Linked DNA regions of Homo sapiens: regions 1, 3, 4 and 5 are each linked to region 2. The links are chromatin contacts, found by Hi-C or POLR2A ChIA-PET in ENCODE. All regions are on one chromosome and are shown on one strand. Each heading gives the region's core, a stretch centred on a gene start or an enhancer-like site at or near the end of the contact. The rest is flanking DNA. Distances are from core to core; before and after follow the strand shown.

Region 1 (2,700 bases), core at 12-2,511, 590 kb after region 2:
CAGGAGGCGGAGGTTGCAGTGAGCTGAGTGCACTGCACTCCAGCCTGGCAACAGAGCGAGACACTGTCTCAAAAAAAAAAAAAAAGAATAGCATAATAAAGAACCATAAGTAATTTGCTTATATTTGTTTGAGGAAACTTTTGGATCAAGGTGACAATCCAGCAGTTTGTTCCCTAGTCAAGGTTGAGGCTACACTTTCTGTCAGTAGTGGCTCTCCAGACCAGTAGCATTGGCATCACTGTTATCTGAGAAGTTGTTAGACAGTCTCATGAAGTGTTCGATCAACTGAGTGAGGCTCAGGAATCTGTGTTTTCACAGGTGATTGAGGTGATTCTGATGCATGCTGAAGTTTAAGAACCACTAATCTGTAGTGTGTTAACTTTTAAGTTTGTTCTGGTTTTGGTAAATTCAGAGGGATTGTTTTTGGTTTTGTAAGTATAACCTTGCAAAATTAGACCAACCTCCCAAGAGACAGCTATCATAAATGTTTGGGATAAGATGATACCAACTGACTTGACCGTAGACCAAAAATTTCTATAGTTCAAGATACCTGTGTTTGAGATCATTCACATTAAAATTTTATCATATACTCTGCTTAATTAAGTACTTTGTTGGCATGAATGAATAATCTGTACTGAAAATGACAGCTATCAAAAGCCAAAATAGTTATCTAACAGCCCCAGGGAGGGAGGTGAGTCACCTATTCTGCTTTGGGCTGGCATATTTCTTTATAGACTAAAGGGTGTGGGAAACAGGAGCTGTGCTTGGGCCTTTAGGATAAGAAAACCTGGGTGGTTTTTTCTTTTTTACACTTTCACTGAGCCAGACTGTTACATTGTGGTTTCATCATTTTAATTGAATTGTGGAATTCTGAAATATGAGAGAAACAAAATAAATAGGCCCTGTAAATGCACATGCAAATAAATTTTTATTATTATCAATAAACGAATCTCGTTTACTCTGACTAAAAACAGATGAAAGCAATTATAAAGGCTGCTGTGCCATCCAGCCCCTCCCTACTGACTGCTTTGACTTCTTCGAAAAAAAGGACAGTGGAAAGTGAAAACAAGCAGCTAGAGATGACAGTGTAGTGAGAATAAGAGTCAGACATCAGAGAAATGAAGGCAGAAGAACATTTCAATAGGGAGTGGTTAACAGTAGCAAAGGTTGCTAGTAGGTTAGATTAGGGCTAAATGTGTCCATTAGATTTAAGAACAGGATCAATGGTCACCTGGAAGAGTAGTTTCAACGCAGCATAAAAGAGGAAGCTAGATTGTCATGGGTTGATTTATGAGTGGGAGATAGTGTAGAAACAGCAAATTTTGGAGCAGATGTTAGTTAGATGTGGAGTTAAGTGTTTTTTTTACCAAATGGTATTTACTGGGTAAGATTGTATTCATTATTATTTAGACCTTGCCAACTTTATTACCATGTTGATTTGGCAGATTTTTATTTAGCATGGGTAACCCTAACAAATTATTTTTCAAATAAATGTATTGTTTCTTTCAGGCTGTATGAAATATTATAATTCAGTATTATTTCTTTGCATACCCTCAAGAATCTAAGACCCTGGTTAAAAAACTTTGCCATGTAGCAGGCGTGTAATTCCTTTTAAAATCTGAAATATCCTTTAACTTATTCTGTTGTCTAAAAGGATTTAAAGGAAAGCTATAATATATCTGGCATACCAAGATGGTTTGAAAACTCCTTGAAAGCTGTGACTTTCTCTTAACTCATCTAACACCTAACATATTCTTTTAAACAGTGTTAGGAAGTTTTGTTTAGCTCTGCTATTTAAATTGTGGTTGCTTCCATTGTAAAATCTGTTTTTCAAATTTATTTTAGCTTATGGTTCAAGAGTACCTACTATGTTCCAGACAGTGCTGGGGTTAAAAATGAATGGCACAGATTCTCCCATGAGTTACAGTTCACTGGGAAGGACAGAGAGGTAAACAAATCATTGCAGCTGTGTGATAAAGGCTATAATAGAAGAACAAATTAATGCCTTCCTTATTCTAATCTAGTTGTTTCCCACCCTGAGAGATTTGCTAAAGTGTTCATGCCAAGTTTATAACTGACAGCAGCTGTAACTTGCCCTTTAAAGTACTGTACTTAGTCTCTGCCTCTGGAAGAGTCTACTAGATAAGTAAGTTACTTAGGGGAGTAGGACTAATTTTAGTCAACACAGACACAGGGATGGTATTTAGGAATCCTTTGAGACTAATAAATCAGGCATTTTAGATAATGCTTATTTTCTGCTTTATCAGCTCTATAAAACTAAAATCCTTTGGTGAATTTACTCTTGTTTATATGTTATTCTTTACTCATCTAATATAAATTACTTTTCTAAACAAGCAGTATAGGTTTAATGATCTTTTATGTGAGTGTGTATGTTTTCTTTAAGCCCCTTAAGAAGTGAAAAATGTGACTTGAGTAAATTTAAATTTGAGTCATTCCTTGATTTCTTTAAAGCATTTTAATGAAATAATTTGAATGTACCAAAACTTTGTAGAATAAACTCTTTACCATTCTTAATCTTGTAGTATCTGTTTGATATGTATAATAATAGACCATCTGCTCTTTTCACTATGAGAGTGAGATATTACATGCAAGCACTTATATTTAAGTTTACAGTAAATTATCATGGTTGAAGGACTTCAGATTTTTAGGGTGTGAATCGGGTAAAAGGTTATTGTCTTT
Region 2 (2,700 bases), core at 160-2,659:
GATAGGTACTATATAGGATTGTATTCATTGCTTAATTCTATTGCCTTAAACAGTGGCTGAAATATGGTGAGTGTTCTATATTTGGTGAAACAATTTTTGAAATACACCATATTCATGGTCTAGTGGGATATAATAAAACTTAAACAGATTATAGTAACTTCCCCTCCTTCACTGACTTATTTATTTATTCAACAAGTTTGTTGAGCAGATGCTATGTCAATCTTGCCTTTAGTGATATAGATATATATTATGAATAAAATGCATAAAACTACTTGCCACGTGGATCTCACAGTGGAGAAGATCATTATTAATCAGACTCTAAAAGTACATAATTATAGGTAAACATATAATTTGTAAAATGTAATGGTATTAAGGACTAAAATAATAACGGAGATTTGACATACTCTTAGGGATTAGGGAATGGAGAAGGAATACATGCATGTAAATAAGCAAGGAAATTATGATTTTTAGGAATAAGAGACCAACTGAGAAGAAACAACATGTGTTTCATCCAAGTTTCACAGAGAAGTAGAGCTGGTTTTGGGTGTTAATTCCTCTTGTCCTTCACAGCACAATTATGTACAAGCACAGAGGCATTTAATGGTGCTTGAAGTTAATAGGCGAACAGTTGAATGTTGTAATTCTCAAGATGTATCGTTTTCAAATAACTTGAGCATTAGGTCTTTCAATTTTTAAATTTTACTTTTTAAAATTTGTTATTTTTCTAATTAAATATATTTACATTATGTCATGTTCATTTTTGCAACCATTCAATATAGCATAGATTATACTTTGGATGCTTAAGAAGAATCAAGAGTCAAAATTTCTTTAAGAAATTAATTTTATATCTCTTTTTAAAACTGCAGAAATAAAAGCAACCACAAAATAGACTGCAGGAAGGAAAGTAAAATTAACAGAATCATATTGTTTCTAAATAAACTACTGTTAAAGATTTTTCCAGAAGAGAATCTCACTCTTTAAAAAAATTATCATGTAGAGATAATGGTAGAATTTTATTCCATGAATGATATGTTTATTTATTACATATTCATTAAATATTTAGTAGAGGGGATTAAATTGGGAAATATTTCCATTTAAAAGCTACTTATTTATAGAGTTACTATTATTGTTTCAAAAGGCAGCATGTCAAAAATTACAGCAAAAAAAAAAATGAGTATGTTTATTTGGAAGCCAGAACCACACACTATCAAAGCCAATAAAATTGGGCAATGACCACAAACTCAGTTTCAAAGCTGAGATTCTGAGTGCTTGGGTTGTGGCAGTTATGATTTCCTGAATAAGACTTTGTGCTGGGTCCAGAATTCACTCTCTCTGACCTTCAGCCAAGAAAGGAAGTAGCGTGGGTGACCACGTTCAACACTTGCTCTGGGGATTTCTTTCTAGCCAAAGCTAAAAGGAGGCTATAACTGGGTAGCCAGGCCTGTCCTTAGCACATTCTGTATTTAGATGGCTTACTTAAACCCATTAGCAGCAATATGACCCTGCCCTATGCCCCTACAGACTTCCGAAAAGAAAAAAAAAAATAACATTGGGGCAGGGTGTTGGCTATGGAGCCAACACAAAGAGGGATGAAGAGGGGAAGAGAGAGAGGAAGGAAGAGAGGCCTTATTTATGTCTATGGGATTAGGAATCAAATAGACCAGAATTAAAACTCCAGCTCTTCTGTTTACTAGTGGTTTACTTCTAGTTAAATTGCATGCCCAGTCTGAACTTCAAGTTTTTAGTTGCGGAAAGTGTATACAGCAGTCACTACTTTAGAAAGTGGTTTTCAGTACCTGGCAGAGAGGAAACACTCAATAAATCGTCGTTTTTGTTAATGCTGTTATTATTGCTTTTGTTATGTCATCTACAGTAGGGGGAACAGGGATAAAATGCTGTTTCTCGGGAGGCTTCAAACATGCCATTGTGTGTTTGTGTGTGTGCCGCCTCTAAACCACCAGTATTCACCTCAATCAACCCTCCCCAATTTTAATTTGGATCCTTCAGGTAAAAAGCAAAGGAGCTATTCAGCACAGGAAAGGTTGAGCAATCTGCCCTAGGACTAATCTTCCCAACAGGCACTCCCATAGATGAACTGTTTCCCATCAGATAGTTGCCAGGCATGCCCCGAACGTTTTTATTTCTTAAAGTAATTTGAGTAGGTTCCTCGGGGGAGACACATTTTTAAAAAACCTTTTTTAACTAAGGCAATCCTTGCTCTCGAGCTAGTTTTAATACACCTTTGTAAAGAGCTCTTAAAAGCTCTAACCAGTTCATCAGAACGAAGATAAGTGCAGCTTAAACACATCATACCAAATAAATAAATAAAAGTAACATAAACAGAGAAAAAAAACAAGTTCTTAACAGTGCAACTTGAAAATTAATTATAGCACAACATAGAAAATAAAAATAACCTGGATACACAATTTCCTTCCAAAATAAAATTTTGCATATTGGACACAAAGTCACATGCTTCTGAGAATTGGGGGAGTTTTATTATTTCCTATGAAATTGACAAGATACAACAAGATATTTGCTTTTTTGATATCAGTATACTATGCTTCCAGGGAAGTTTTCTAAAAAGAAATATTTTAAACCAAAAAAGCTATACTTATTTTTTGGATTTTAAAAAAATGCACTTTCTCTGACAAGTGAGTAAAAAGGATATTCCCAAAAAAACCCGAGAAGAAAGGCAAATAA
Region 3 (2,700 bases), core at 124-2,623, 780 kb after region 2:
GTGCCCGTTTCAAACTGTCTCCACACTTTTCTCCCTTTAATCCCAAGCCACTAATTAGTTATTACCTTTAATTTGAGACTAGGTTATATACCCTATCTGAGCTGGTGATGATTAACTGTCAGTTTTATTGGCAATATATCCAAAGAATTTATAGTAATGTGGTCAATAAGATTACCTTTCCGTGACACAGTCTCATTTTTAAAGTTATTCTGGCTCTCTAACTGGAAGCTTAGAGCTATGTGATGCCAAAATACTCGTTTTAGTGAGCCATATAGAGTTTTGTTGTTGTGGAAACAGTGCTCTTGTTTACAACCTATTGCTAATAAGGCACTGGGGTATCTTCAAAAGTAAGAATTGTTCTCTGAACTTTTTGCTTTTATTTTCTACAAATCAGTTCACAGCGGTGGAGTTAATTGCATATCATTCCATCCTTCGGGTAACTATCTCATCACAGCTTCTTCAGATGGTACCCTTAAGATTCTGGACCTCTTAGAAGGAAGGCTCATCTATACACTTCAAGGACATACGGTATTAACACTCAGATTCTTGCTTTTTATATATAAAAATATAAAATAATATATATTTTAAATTTCTGATCCATTTTTATGTCCCTTTATTGTTTTTCCAGACATAGCACACATTGCTGCTATCATAAAATTTTTTTACTTCCAAGGCTGTTTTTATCCTCTGGAAGCAACTCTTAGAAATATTATTTGTGGCTGGGCGTGGTGGCTCACGCCTGTAATCCCAACACTTTGGGAGGCTGAGGCGGGCAGATCACCTGAGGTCAGGAGATCGAGACCATCTTGGCCAACATGATGAAACCCCATTTCTACTAAAATACAAAAAATTAGCCAGGTGTGGTGGCACATGCCTGTAATCCAAGCTACTTGGTTGGGAGGCTAAGGCAGGGGCATCACTTGAACCCAGGAGGGGGAGGCTGCAGTGAGCTGAGATTGCACCACTGCACTCCAGCCCGGCAACAGAGCAAGACTGTCAAAAAAAAAAAATGGAAGAAAAAAAGAAATATTATTTGTTGTAATTCTTATCAAAATCAATGTGTATCTTTCAATGGCCATTAAATGAATCTTCTCCTGCTGTCTTTATCAGTATGTTGTATAGATTGACTGGGTAAATGGTGATGGGTAAGTAGATTCCATACTTCAGATCCTTCCTTCATGTGGAGGCTGTCCCGCTTAGCCCTGACACCCAGCCTCTCACACCTCTCCCTCACTCCTTCTGCTAATTTGTTGGTGGGTTTAGGAGAAATTGGGTAAGCACAGCCTAACACCTTCTACTCTCCTGCCTTTGGGAGTAGCCATTCTTCACTGTTTTTCTCTGATATTCCTTGTGGGGAGACCTGCCCTTGTCTAGTGTTGCCTGTGACTCATTCTGGGCATCCGTTCTAGAAAGCCTATTTGTGTTACACATAAAAGCCACATTCTCTTTTTACAAGCATTTATTAGAAAGAAAGGTGATATTTCGATTCTTATGTGCTGTATTCCTTTGTCTTATTTCTCAATTGGTTTAGAACCAAGTAGGTAAGAGGGGTGCCTTTTATTGAGCCTGTTCAAAGATCCCTCCCTGGCATATAGATCAATTTTTTAAATTTATTATTTCTTTATTTTTGAGATGGATTCTTAGTCTGTCACCCAGGCTGGAGTGCAGTGGCACAATCTCGGCTCACTGTAACCTCTGCCTCCTGGGTTCAAGTGATTCTCCTACCTCAGCCTTCTGTACAGGCGCACCACCACGCCCAGCTAATTTTTTGTTTGTTTGTTTGTTTAGAAGAGACAAGGTTTCACCATGTTGGCCAGGCTTGTTTTGAACTCCTGACCTCAGGTAATCTGCCTGCCTTGGCCTCCCAAAGTGCTGGGATTACAAGTGTAAGCCACTGTGCCCAGCCTAGATAAATTTTTTTGAGTATATAAACTAGTCTTTTCTTCCAGACAATATTCAAACTTCTCTGAATTTTTTAGAATGCATCCTCTTTTTTTTTTTGAGGTACTTCCTTTTAACAAGTATAAGCTGTTTATATCTAGAAATAGAATGAGCCTTGTGGTCTAGAAGAGAAGAGTTTCTTTTTCACAGGTTCTGCCTGGCTTCCTGCTTTGCGTTATCATTTATTCTGCAGTGGTGTTAGGGTAAAGCAGAAATAAATACTAACCAGCTTAAATATATGCATATCCATGGATTTAGGCTGAATAAACATAACAAATAAAAGTGGCCAAGGATTGAAATATCCATGAAAAAAGTACAAAATAATAGGGAAAAAAGATAAACACAGTCTTTCAGTAGGAAAACACTACATGAAGATGGAATTTTAGTCTGGAAGTAAAGGTGTTTATGAAGCTATTAATATTATAAACTAAATCTGTGGGATAGTCTACTTGGGAAAATACAAGATGTTTTTCCCTAAAACTTTTCTTGTACAGATTAAGGACATATTAAAAACATATGGTATATATTAATATTTTTGAGATAAGAAATACTTACTCTTATCTGGACTGAAAAATTGACCTAGAGGCTATCCATCTTGTGACTGTGCCAAGCACAGTCTTGTCCAACTCCGCAGTAACTGCTCAATTTCAGGTTTTCATTACCTCTCACCTAGATAATTACAGGAACTTCCTAACTGGCCTCCAACCAAGCATCTTACTCCAATTCATCTTTCTCAGAATTGTGATACTGATTTTAATC
Region 4 (2,700 bases), core at 40-2,539, 710 kb after region 2:
CACTACATTATGGAAGGGGCAGGAATTTGTCTTCATGGGAATAATTACATATACTGGAGAGTAACTTCCCTTTCCTGTGCATGTTGCTTCCGCCAGCACTACCATATGTGGTTGATAGGCTGCCTTATTCATCCCCATGGTGTCACACACAGCATTGTCACTGATCAAGGAACTCATTTACAGTGAAACAGCTGTGGTATTACGCTCACATCGTAGAATTCATTGTTCTTACCTGGAAGCAGCTAGATTGATGGAATGATGAAATGTCCTATCGAAGGCTCATTTATGGAGCCTGCTGGGAGACAACATCTTGTGAAGTTGGGGTGCTGTCCTATAAGTGGTCAGATCAGTGGTTGATACATGGTGTTGAATACATGGCTCTGGGAACTCAGGATGAGTAATAACCCACTTCAATAATACTGTCTTCTTGTCCCTAAAACATTGCATCTAATGGGCGTGAGGTTCTTGTGCCCAAGGGGGAGATATATTTCTACTAGGAAACACTGAGAATGCCCCTTCAACATTTCAGGTTGTTCACAACACTGATCAAAGGCAGAGCATTGGCTGTTTGTATGGACTGGTATGATTAATTTTGATTATCAAGGAGAAATTGGGATTTTTGCTATCACATGGAAACAACACTGTATCTAGAGCCCATGGGATTCATTGCACTCCCATGTCCAGTAGTAATGGCCAATGAGAAACGGCAGCAACTCAACAAAGATGGAACCACCCGGATCCTGTGGCAAGGAAGGTTTGGCTCACCCCATCAAGTAAGACACCTTAACTGTCAAGATGCTAGGTGAGGGTAAAGAATTATGGAACGAGTGCTGGGAGGAGGAAGTCAGGATTATTAGATTAGAAATGCTTAGATGTGGAGCTGTAGTATGATAGTTATTTATTTTTTTACCTTTCTTTGCTGCCTTGCATCCTGGTGGTGACTAAAGTTACAGTTTAGGGTCCAGGAAGTAATATGACTGAAATACATCATCACTCAGTGATACAGTAGCTGATGAGACTATGTTTTCCCTGTGTTGAGGACCTGAGTTTCTTTGGCTAAGTAAAGTGTTAGAATGGAAGCTGAGTGACAATAGGGTGGCCTGGGATGGTTATTCTTAGATCTGTTCTCTGCCTTTTCCTGTCACGCTCTGCGGCCTGGGAGGCTGCCCTCTACTAGACCTGTTGTTTCATTTGCTTTTCCTTGCACTCTGGCAAGAAACTACTGGCAAGAGGCCAGAGGGCAGGAGGAGAGCCGGGCCAGGGATTTTTATGCCCTCCTCCTCTTTCCTCTCTGCCACACCGCAGATGAGACAGAGGCTCCAGCTCCCAGGCCCAGTGACCTCTCCTGCACAGTTTCAGCTCTTACCAGGCTGGTAACAGCATCCCCTCCCTTTGTCCCTGCAGACCTCCTGTGGTAAGAGCTAATCCCTGACTGTCTCCCCAGCTCTTGTTGGTTCCATTAACCCTGCCCACGCCTCTGTAAATAATCCCTGTATGAAATTCTCTTCAGCTAAACCCTTTGATGGTGCCATCTGTTTCCTACTAAGGCGTCAGTGGATACAGCAGGAAAAATAGCTGAGAAAGGAGAGAGGTATGGAGGTCAGCTATTGTGAAGTGGGGGAACATTTGAGGGCATATGGCTGGCACATACAGGCCAGAATAAGATGCATTTTCACAGGCTGAAATTGGCCAAGACAAAAAGAGTAATCTCTTCTAGTCAGAGCTCATAGTTGTTGTTTTTTTTTGGTATTGTCAGATAGAGAAAGCCTGCAAAGCTGATTGGGATGTGCCCAAGATTGAGAGGTTTTCTGGGTTGCAGGAATTTCAGTTCTAAAACTGGAACAGTCCTAGGCAAACTGGGATAGTTGGTCACCTTAATCTGTGATTATAATCAGGACTTCTGAGTCTTGCCCAGCTGCTCCTGCTGTAGGGACATTCTAGGCAAAAGGACACTGTTCTAGAACCACTTGGCTCCTCCTCTCCACCCTCAATCAATGGCAGACATCACTTATCTCTCAAGGCATACGTTCTCTACATGCAGTCTGAGATCTCTCTTAACACATGGTTCAGGAAGCTGGTATCAACTGTTCAGAGCTAGAATGCCAGACAAGAACCTTGCTAACACCCCTGAATTAGAGTGAATTAGAGCTTTGGCCCCAAACTCAAAAGCAGGGCTAGACCAAGAAGAGCCTCTAGAGCTCTTTTTTTGCCCTTGTTTCCTTGGGTATTGCTGAAGTAAGTAGCAGCGTGGGTGGCCTTTTTAGCTCCTTTGCACTTGGCCAATAATTAGATCCTACTCATCTCCATCTTTCCATCTACTGTAAGAGCTTCAAGGGCTGACATTGTGTTGTAAGAACAGCAGCTCACACCTTCAACATTAACAATCTGCCCGTTTATTATTCCAAGTGCTGTGTACTTTTTAACCATCTATATGTTAAAGATGAGGAGACAGTTAAATGATTTAAGTGACTTTTCCTAGGTCACACATGTAGCAGACCCAGGACTCAAATGCACTCATTCAGGTTCTTAGTACAGCACTTAGTGCCTCTCTCCTAGTTCCCTCGGATACCCTGCACCTGGCTCAGAGCTTGTCAGGTAGTGAGTGCCTGGTTATTAAATATGTGCTTAAAATTGTTAAATGAATACAAATCTTACCAGGAAATATGTCCCTTTTCATGTCTCCTTTTCCATGGACCCTGC
Region 5 (2,715 bases), core at 142-2,641, 900 kb after region 2:
ATGACATCCTAGAATGGACCGACTGTACCGTGTATATGAACAATACCTCTTATGAGTATAGTTCCGGCTTAAGATTTTAAAGCCCCTGAAGAAAAATGAACCTATAGAGCATAGCTTGCTGAGGAATACAATTTGGATATTAACCACAGAGAGGTGTAGCAGAATACCAAGATGACAGCCACATGTTAACCTCCTCCCTATCCTTCACTGTCAGGATCTTCTGCTTTATAATGCTGAGATAATGCCAAAGAGGAAGTAGGGATAATTCTTTTTCCAGTCTGTTGTCATGGGCAATTCTACCTGCAGATATCCTAGTGTGAGAATGCTGAATCCAGAATGATGTCTCCACTTTTTCCCCTAGCATGCGCATGGCAAGGCATATCTAAGCTTCCTCACCGTGTCAGGATATGGCTTTAGAATTTTACATTGGCACTTAGGAGGCAACTTTGTCATCCCTGTTGTAATGTGCTTTTTTGTTTAACTGGCTTGGGATGTGGGTCAGAAACCCTTATTGAAACTTGTGGGGATTATTTTAGTTTCTTTTCAAGCTAAAGACTTTATATCTTGCCATTTTTCTTGGGACCTACCCTCTCCTTACCTCAAATGTAAAAATACACAAACCAAAATAAAAGGCAGGTGTATGGAATCAAAAGAACTAGAACGTACTTATATTTGGGGCTCTTTTTGCATGAGCTCAGTCCCTTCATGTGAAGTGGGGAGAAGAATGAGCTTTTCACCTACATGGCACATGAGTTGACTGCTTGGTCGTCTACACTAACTTAGGAGGCAAGTGGCCTTCATTCGATGGCAATCATATAAAACTGTCCATGGTGATTTTTAAGCAACTAAGTATAAAAAGCAAACAGAAATAGTGCAAATATATATATATACCAAGTCAGTCTGTCCTATTTGGGTGTCCCAAGTCAGCAAGAGCACAGAAAGGAGAAGTGGATTGCAGTTCAACTTGGCTCGTGTTAATCCAGTTCTGAACGGTTTCCGCTCCTGGCATTCCCTAAACTGCCTGTTCAAAGTAAGGATTTGCAAGCAGCGTTAGCAATTTCCTGTCCAGCTGCAGCTCAAGTAGCTGGGTGCTTTTCCCCCCTTTCTTTTCTCTGATTTCTTTTCTCTTTCTTTTTCTTTCTTTCGTTTTTTAAAAAAATATGGGCTGTGGATAATTTTAGTGCATTTCCTCTTTGTGGATTATTATCTCTTTCCTCCTAGAACCTGCATACATTGAGTTCCTACTGCTTGGCTCAAGCCGACAGCTGGCCTCCCCAGCACTTCCTCTCGTTTTACTGTGGGTTTGTTGTTTGTCAGTCCACTTCTGAAATTAATAATGTTTTCTGGCTAAGTGCCACAAGCCATTACCACAAAGGGGAAGTAACACATATGAATAGCAGGAAGCCATGCAGGGTCACAGTGTGAGCTGAACCTGTGGAGGGAGCATAATTGAGCCTGGCCCATTCAGCAAGTGTCTGACTGCAATTTGGGGAGAGGGAGCTCGCTGCATCTAAGCAGCTCAAGCTGTGAAAAAAAAAAAAGTTTCCAATAAATTGGGAGCAAATGGTCTTTGTCACCAGTCTGAATAAAGGAGAGAGAGAGTATGAAGAGCTTAGAGCCTCCATAAAGTTGCAATGTTTGAGGTTTCTCCCCCTTCTCCTGACATATTGTTTCAGAAGGCTGGTGAACAGAGGGGTGCCTGTTTCCCTCTATTCTCACCAAAGGACTCATGTTAAATGGGTGGTTTTTACGGTTCACATAGGCCAGAAGATTCAAAGAGCTATTCTCTTTCCTTCTTTTTCTTCTGTGGAAGGTGGAAGGTTGTAACTGACAGCATGGGCCCCCACCTCTCTCTGTGCCTCCCTTTCTTCCAGCTATATCAGGGCTCCTCTGGTTCCTTTGTGCTTGCAGTAGCCGCGTGAAGGCGATCATTTTGCATCTTGGAGTTGGGCTGGCTTCCTGAATGGAGCCCGCACGGTTACTAGGGCAACCTTTGCCAGCAGCTGCAGTTCCACCGCCTCCTTCCTCACCTGCTGTCCCCATTAGTAGCTTCCTCAGGTCTCTGAGAAAGCGCTACCTTTCCTGGCCTTTTGCAGGGGCAGGGGGGTAGGGTGGGGTATGGCTTTTGGGAAGGGGAGGTTATCAGCAGGTTTCCTGGGAGCTGCAGGAGACAGAGATTGCAGTGGTTAATAGTATGAACTGGTCTTAGCGTTAAAATAGGAATGAAAAAGGGTTATCTGGGGATAAAAATACCAACACAGTCTTCAAAGGAATGAAAACTGAGACTTGCACCAACCTTGACAATTAGGAGACCTGAACTGTAGCTGCTGCTTTCTTGCTAATGAATCAGGTAGCCCTGGGCAGGGCACCCAATCTTACCGCATTTCTTTTTTCTTGTCTGTAAAAATGAGGGAGTTTTTACCTCCCATTCTAGGATTCTCTCATAATTCCAGCTTCTGTTCATGGATTGGTGACACTTATTACATGATAAAATGAGGTGCGGAGCAGGTGAAACAAATAACTAACATTTATCATGAGTACCAGATACTATACTTTGTATCTCATTTAATCTTCAAAACAGCTCTGTGAGATAGGTCCTATTATTATCTTTATTTTGCAAAGAGGAAACTGAGGCAGAGAAAGGCCAATAAAGCCTAAAGCCACCTTTATGGGACACCTGACACATAATGTTAGAGAAGGTTTGCATATCCAGTG

Evidence for each region. Hi-C counts contacts between places; a loop is a spot of excess contacts on that map. ChIA-PET counts read pairs that join two places held with the same protein, here RNA polymerase II (POLR2A). Pooled maps may share reads with other maps.
Region 1: a loop to region 2 is called in a pooled map, with 10 times the contacts of the local background. The contact joins two enhancer-like sites. A Hi-C loop is called at or near these places in 3 of 37 single-sample maps with no recorded cell type and 3 of 50 pooled maps.
Region 3: a loop to region 2 is called in a map with no recorded cell type, with 13 times the contacts of the local background. The contact joins two enhancer-like sites. A Hi-C loop is called at or near these places in 16 of 37 single-sample maps with no recorded cell type and 7 of 50 pooled maps.
Region 4: a loop to region 2 is called in a map of gastrocnemius medialis, with 5 times the contacts of the local background. The contact joins two enhancer-like sites. A Hi-C loop is called at or near these places in 20 of 168 maps with a recorded cell type or tissue (A673, B cell, CD4-positive, alpha-beta memory T cell and 16 more), 37 of 37 single-sample maps with no recorded cell type and 24 of 50 pooled maps. POLR2A ChIA-PET finds 5 or more read pairs at or near these places in 1 of 52 experiments (OCI-LY7).
Region 5: a loop to region 2 is called in a map with no recorded cell type, with 12 times the contacts of the local background. The contact joins two enhancer-like sites. A Hi-C loop is called at or near these places in 3 of 37 single-sample maps with no recorded cell type and 5 of 50 pooled maps.

What each region holds. Positions count from the first base shown.
Region 1 is chr12:89,662,237-89,664,936 of GRCh38, reverse strand. The region is part of intron 1 of ATP2B1 (ATPase plasma membrane Ca2+ transporting 1); the gene reads left to right. Among named protein-coding and RNA genes, the nearest start is that of ATP2B1, 45 kb to the left of the region's middle. Within about 2 kb of position 1,261, at least 3 of the 41 ENCODE cell types and tissues checked have a DNase peak (open chromatin) inside an H3K27ac peak, as active enhancers do.
Region 2 is chr12:90,249,605-90,252,304 of GRCh38, reverse strand. No RefSeq gene overlaps it. Among named protein-coding and RNA genes, the nearest start is that of LINC02392, 42 kb to the left of the region's middle. Within about 2 kb of position 1,409, at least 5 of the 41 ENCODE cell types and tissues checked have a DNase peak (open chromatin) inside an H3K27ac peak, as active enhancers do; they include gastrocnemius medialis, where a contact is called at or near this core.
Region 3 is chr12:89,468,189-89,470,888 of GRCh38, reverse strand. It overlaps POC1B-DUSP6 (POC1B-DUSP6 readthrough), which reads left to right. Exons shown (of 11, transcript NR_189589.1): 7 at 395-528. POC1B (POC1 centriolar protein B) reads left to right here. Exons shown (of 12, transcript NM_172240.3): 7 at 395-528. Among named protein-coding and RNA genes, the nearest start is that of GALNT4, 55 kb to the left of the region's middle. Within about 2 kb of position 1,373, at least 7 of the 41 ENCODE cell types and tissues checked have a DNase peak (open chromatin) inside an H3K27ac peak, as active enhancers do.
Region 4 is chr12:89,543,552-89,546,251 of GRCh38, reverse strand. No RefSeq gene overlaps it. Among named protein-coding and RNA genes, the nearest start is that of POC1B-GALNT4, 19 kb to the right of the region's middle. RefSeq lists a silencer at 1,068-1,137. Within about 2 kb of position 1,289, at least 7 of the 41 ENCODE cell types and tissues checked have a DNase peak (open chromatin) inside an H3K27ac peak, as active enhancers do; they include gastrocnemius medialis, where a contact is called at or near this core.
Region 5 is chr12:89,345,172-89,347,886 of GRCh38, reverse strand. It overlaps DUSP6 (dual specificity phosphatase 6), which reads left to right. Exons shown (of 3, transcript NM_001946.4): 3 at 1-652. Among named protein-coding and RNA genes, the nearest start is that of DUSP6, 6.0 kb to the left of the region's middle. RefSeq lists an enhancer at 1,535-1,714. Within about 2 kb of position 1,391, at least 29 of the 41 ENCODE cell types and tissues checked have a DNase peak (open chromatin) inside an H3K27ac peak, as active enhancers do.